Regions from separate parts of the Homo sapiens genome. Here region 2 is linked to region 1. The links are chromatin loops, found by intact Hi-C in ENCODE. Cell type or tissue: OCI-LY7. All regions are shown on one strand. Each heading gives the region's core, and the rest is flanking DNA. Links, peaks and the distances in the headings are about the cores only. Region 1 has its middle 16 kb from the start of CYP2R1. Region 2 holds the start of INSC (INSC spindle orientation adaptor protein).

Region 1 (2,902 bases), core at 188-2,687:
TGTGTGTGTGTGTGTGTGTGTGTGTGTGTGTGTGTCTGGGCTATTGAAATAACGACCTTGCCCCGGGAAAGATAACCCCAGCTGTCTAAGTGCCTAAGGAGGGAGACAGTGAGCCTGCCTTCTTCAGCCATATTGGGCAGAAAGCCTTCATGGTAGACTAGACCCACAGGATGGGACTAAGTGCCTTCAACCCCAAGCGGAACCCGGCACCCTCAGGCCTGGACATCTCTCTCTGCTCTGTGAAGCTTCCAAACCGTTTACATTCATGAATGCCTTCAAACTTGAAGGTACCCCACTGGGGCAATGAGGCCTAGATAGTGTCCAGTTACTTGCCTGAGGTTACACAGGAACAGAGGCAGCACAGGAAACCTGGCCTCTAGCCACTCTGCCACACCAACCTCTTGGGGAAGGGCCCCAAAAGACACGAGGAACCCTAGGAGACACTCTAGAGAGCCCCCTGAACAAACGCAGAGCTGTGTGGAGCCTGGAGTTTTAAATTCCTATGAAGAACAAAGCCAAGGCAGACTACAGGAGGGGCAACTGAATCCCCCACCCCCAGCTCCACATGTTGTTCTAGGCCCTGGGGAAGGGTGCGTGGAGAGATATTTCATGAGGAGGTGTGAAGGGATGGAAAGACTTGGAAAGGGGACCTGAAGCCTGAGGAGACTTGGGGACTCCTAGTTAGGAAGTGCCTTTGGAAAAGCTATGGAAAATGGGCGGAGCCCGAGACATCCTCTAAAGAGTCCGGGATAGATGGGAAGAAGGATCTAGGCTGGTGGGCATGGTAGGGAAGAAAGCAGGTATTTAGGGCAGAAGCTCTGTGCAGTAATGAGTACCATGCTTTCGCCTTTAGATCCAGGTGTGAACATACCGAAAACTTAGCTGTAGCTGGCCTGGCCCCACTCACTAGAAGGTGAGAGAAACCCCTAATATACCAGGTTACCTTAAACGACTGAAAAAAGCTGTGACAGTGACCCCAGCTGGGGATTAACTGACTTGCCTAAAGGCGGCATCATTTTACTTGTTACATAGAGCAAACAAAGGCTCCCAGAAGTTCTCCCGCTTGCTGGCTCTCAGTCTTGGTCCTGTGCCAGGCAGGCAGCCTCCAGGCAGCGCCATTCAGGTGAGACAGCTTGGAACCAGGGGCTCCTCTGCTCCCACTGCCCCTGGGACCAGGCAGCTCTGTGCCTCTGAAACCATGCATGGCTCCCGGTGAAGCAGTGCCCACAGGTGGACCCTGACCTCATGCCCTGTCCCCTGGGAGTCGCAGTGGCCACATCCTCAGGGGAAGAAGCAGATACCAGGGAGCCTGGCTGTTTATCCTGGGGAGGGGCAGGCAGGGACTCACAGCCTGCATTGAGTTTGCTTCCCCTCCACAGGTCTCCCGTGGAGAGCAGCCCAGACCCGGCCACACTCAGTGAGGAGGAAGTGCGCCTCCTGCTGGCTGCACTGGTGCAGGACTATGTGCAGATGAAGGCCAGTGAGCTGGAGCAGGAGCAGGAGACAGAGCTCCAGGTGAGGCTCCCCAAGCGCCCAGAACAGGGCCTCCTTTCCCCGCAGCATACCAAGAAGGCGGATCCCAAGAGGTAGGAGAGAGCACACTGGCAAGGGGTCCAGCAAGCTGATTTGTTCAGGAGGACTTGGAGCCCAGCCTTTCTCAGGCTCCAGGGGAGACAGAGGTCCCAGTGCAGCTGGAAGGACTGTGGTTAGACACAATAAAAAGCTCCGTTTTTGAAAGCTGTTAGGAAGTGAAATGCGAAGATGTGGAATCGCTCACTGTGAGAATTGCTCTTGCAACAATAGCTCTCATTAGATGGGATAATTGTGAAATACATGTACTTTGTTTAGTGCTGACTATGAGCTGGTTACAGTTGTAAATAGTTGACTGATGATTTTGATCCTCACAACAATCTGTGAGGAAACTAAAACAAGTACGGTTAAGTAATTTGTTAAAAGTCATAAACTAGTAAATGGTAAAGCTGAGCTTTAAAATCCGGGTAGTTTGGCTCCACACTCCATTTTCTTAACTAGTATTTCTACTGCTTCTAGTTAGTGAGTGTGTGAAGACCTAGCATGGGGGCTGGAATACAGTAGGTGCCCTAATGTGTTAGGAGGTTTTAGACTTGCTGTTTCTTACACTTTCTCCTTCCGTTTCAGTCAGTTCGATTTCTGATGGCTGGTTCTCCCCATTCCTTCCCTTTCTAAGGTGGAGAGTAGATCTCAGGTAGAGCAGCTGATCACCAGCAGATGGCAACAAAGACTGTCCAGATAAGAGCTAAGAGCTCTTTACAATGTGATGAATTAGTAGTTCATTTGTAAAAAAGAAAACTGAAATAGAACTCATGGAAATGTTTCTCATTTCTGAATAACCAAATACACAGGAAACTAAGTAAAATCCTTAGGCTTAATTGATGTTGAAATGCCCTGAGAACATTTGTTGACATCCAGAGTGATATTGAAAAGAACTGATTGAGGATAGTGAACATCTTCATTGTGTTTGTAAACTCAGGAGGAATGCTCATTCAATATGATGTTAACAGTGGGATTTTTCATAAGTATCTTTGTTCAGAATAAGAACATTCTTTTCATTCTAGTTTTCTGAGAGTTTGTATCAAGAAGGTTCTTAAGTTTTATCAAATGTCTTTTTAAAATCTATGTAGATGATCATATGGTGTTTCTCTTTTATTCTGTTAATGTGGTGAATACATTGAGTTTTGGAGGTAAAACCAATATTATATTCCTAAAATAAACACCATTTGGTCATGATCATCATTCTTTTCCACATTGATGATTTTTGATTTACTTTTCTTGTTTGTTTAGGATTACTACATCTATATTTATGACATATATTTGCTTGTATTTTGCCTTCCTGGTGATGTCCTTATAACTTTTTGTGGGATTC
Region 2 (2,902 bases), core at 208-2,707, 210 kb after region 1:
CTTGGACAAGCTTTGCCTTGAGTCACAGGCCTTCTCAGGGCCATGGCCCAGAAGGGTGGGCAAAGGGAAAGAAGCTGTTCACAGGGGCCTCTGTAAGGAGACTTGGAGTCGCTGCAGCCAAGGCTGGAGCCATGAGACGGCCCCCTGGCAATGGAGAGGCGGCCAGCGAAGGTCCAGGTGGCTGGGGTCTATGGGGAGTCCAGGAGTCCAGGAGGCTGTGCTGTGCCGTATGTATCTGGGAAGGTGGATGTGAGTGTGTGTGTGTGTGTGTGTGTGTGTGTGTGTGTGTGTGTGTGTGTATTGGGAAGTGGGGGGGGGGCATTTATGCCAAGTGCCTCCAGGGAACATCTAACAAACCAAGTCTGTTCCTCTCTTACCCTGAAACCCAGACACAGAGTTTGGGCCTGGAAATAAAAGAACTTTGAGGCTTTTTTGCTAACATCGATCTGTTTATGATCTAAGCCTCATTCTATTTCTAGCATATAATAAAATATCTTAGTTTTCCAGGTGCTTTACATCCTTGACCTCACTTCATACTTTCAACAACCTCATGAGCTGGGCAGAGATTTTTATGTTCCCCAATGTACATATGGGAAAACTGATGCTCAGAGAGGTTAAGTGATTTGTCCAAGGACTCATCACTAGAAAGTAGTAGAGGCAGGATGCAAAACAGGTTTCTTTGAGGAAGAATTGGAGACTTCTTTCCTTCCCTTCCTTTCCTTCCCTCTCTTCCCTCCCTTCCTTTCTTCCTTCCTTCCTCTTTCTTTCTTTTCTCTCTCTCTCTTTCTTTCTTTCTTTCTTTCTTTCTGTCTCTCTCTCTCTCTCTTTCTTTTTTGATGCAATCTCACTCTGTTGCCAGGCTGATGTGCAGTGGCACAATCTTGGCTCACTGGCTCACTGCAACCTCCGACTCATTGGTTCAAGCTATTCTCTTGCCTCAGCCTCCTGAGTAGCTGGGGTAACAGGCACATGACAACTCGCCCAGTTAATTTTTGTATTATTAGTAGAGATGGGGTTTCACCATGTCGGCCAGGATGGACTTAATCTCCGGACTTTGTGATCTATCCACCTTGGCCTCCCAAAGAGCTGGGATTACAGGCGTGAGCCACCACTCCCGGCTGAGACTATTCTTATCATACCACCTGCCCTACCGGAAACAGACTCAGAGAGAAGATTCTGCAAACAGTCTGTAAGACTGTGGTTTCAGTGGTAATGCCCAGCCAGGCGGCACCAAGCCCTGTCCCCAGCCCTAGACAGCACTTGTTGAAACAGGAACTGAGGCCCCTCTCAGGGAACTTGGGGAGTAGAATCAGGCTGTTCTGGATGACTGGAGGGTAGAGTTGAAGCTGGCTTGTCTGAGAGGAATGATTTGGCCACCTTCTGAGCCCTGGGCCCCCAGAGAGCTGAGGAGGAGAGTTAATATCAGAGAGCTACTGTGTGTGTTCGAGTCCAGGGAGCAGCAGTTAGCTTCAGCCAGAGCCTGAAAAAAGAAATAGAGATTATTAGCATTAAGGAAGAGAAGGCTGCAGTGGGACCTCGGCGTGGTCGTTTTGTCATGGGGACTGAGTTGAGCTCCTTCTCCCTGAATACATATTGTGAGCAAATTGACATAGTTTGCATGTGAGAGATTTAGGTTAGATGTCAAGGAGATCTTTCTGTCAGTAAGAGAGTTCAAGCTTTGGAACAGGGCTCAAGGGAGACCAGGGGCTGCCTTTGCTTGAGGACCTCCAAGAATAGGTCAAGATTCTCTGGGCTCTGGGAGCCTCATAGCAAGATGGCGGAGGCGGGGGAGGGGGAGTTGTATGAAATGATCTGGAAGCTTTCTTCCAGGTCAAAAATGCCACATTCCCGAGCTTTTGGGTAGGAATCAAGTTCCTCTAGATTTAGCTATTTGACAGAGTCCAGGACGGGGGTGGGGGGTGGGGGGTGGGGTCTGATCTTATGTGCCGAAGTTAGAAGGAGTTTCTGCAACAACCCCTCGTCATTTTTGGCAGGTCCAAGATGTGGAGGGTGACTTAGGTGTGTGTGAGCAAGGTTCCAGAGGGAAGCACCTGCGGTGAATAAACCGTCTCATTCTAGGCGTTTGGGGTCTATCAAAGCTGGGTGGCTTCCTCCTTCCTAGCAAGTGAACTGCACCCAAATCCCTCCTTGTTTTGTTTCAGCTCCAAGGGAAACGATCGCGGCACATTCCCTTCCCCTCTCCAGATGTTGGCATGCGGGGCACCTTGTGGGCGACCCCGCCTGGACGGCTTCGCGGCTCCCGGGCGATCACCCTGGTGCCTGCCGCCTGGCCCGGGGGAGCCCGGTCTCTAATTAGGCCTGACCGCGTCCCCATTCCAGCGCTCCTGCAGATGGGAGGGAGGGCCATGTTTCCCCCCCCAGGGGCACCGAAATAGCCTCGTAGTCCCGCGGAGACAGCAGGCAGCCGTGGCTGACGCGGGACCAAGGCTTGGCAGGGAGCGCGCTGCTGTGGAAGGTCCTTGGGAGGCTGCGACCGCCTCGGAGAGGGCGGGCGGGGGAGAACGGGGCGGGGGGTGGGGCGGGGGCCAGGGGCGGCCTCTCGGGCTGGGCCGGCAGAGCGGCCACTTTGCGCGCGGCCTCTGGAGCTCCAGCTGCGCCCCGCCACCACTGGCCGCTCGCACTACCAGCCTGTCTCGCACGCTAAGTAAGTAGACAGCTCCCCTAGCTGGATTCAGGGGGCTGGTGATGCCTCTGCTAGCCTAGTTGGGAACAGTGCAGGTTTGTCACTAATTGGATAGTAGGTGTAAGTGTGTCAGTGGGAGTGCTTGTGAAGGGGAGCTTGCGCCAGTGTGAGGGAGTGTGTCTGGATGGGATGTCCACATGTGGAATTTTCTAGCATGTGCCCCAGGGTGCGAGTGTGGGTGAACGAGTGTGTCAGAGT

What was found. A loop is a pair of places that touch in the nucleus more often than their neighbours do. Peaks named below come from ENCODE experiments on the same cell type or tissue, not always from the same donor. Only the 100,000 strongest peaks of a DNase experiment are listed, where the experiment ranks them.
Region 2: it touches region 1 in a loop (6-fold over the local background); 5 of 110 quality-filtered maps call a loop at or near these places.

Annotation. Positions count from the first base shown.
Region 1 is chr11:14,906,480-14,909,381 of GRCh38, forward strand. It overlaps the pseudogene CALCP. Among named protein-coding and RNA genes, the nearest start is that of CYP2R1, 16 kb to the left of the region's middle. RefSeq lists an enhancer at 1,282-1,781. In OCI-LY7, for the core only: CTCF peaks have their summits at 1,408 (motif pointing left) and 2,261 (motif pointing right); DNase peaks (open chromatin) are centred at 992, 1,422 and 2,242.
Region 2 is chr11:15,112,339-15,115,240 of GRCh38, forward strand. It overlaps INSC (INSC spindle orientation adaptor protein), which reads left to right and starts at 2,585. Exons shown (of 13, transcript NM_001042536.3): 1 at 2,585-2,665. RefSeq lists enhancers at 1,058-1,107, 1,759-2,292. In OCI-LY7, for the core only: no CTCF peak of the experiment used is centred there; a DNase peak (open chromatin) is centred at 1,233; H3K4me3 peaks cover 579 bases; H3K27ac peaks cover 1,215 bases.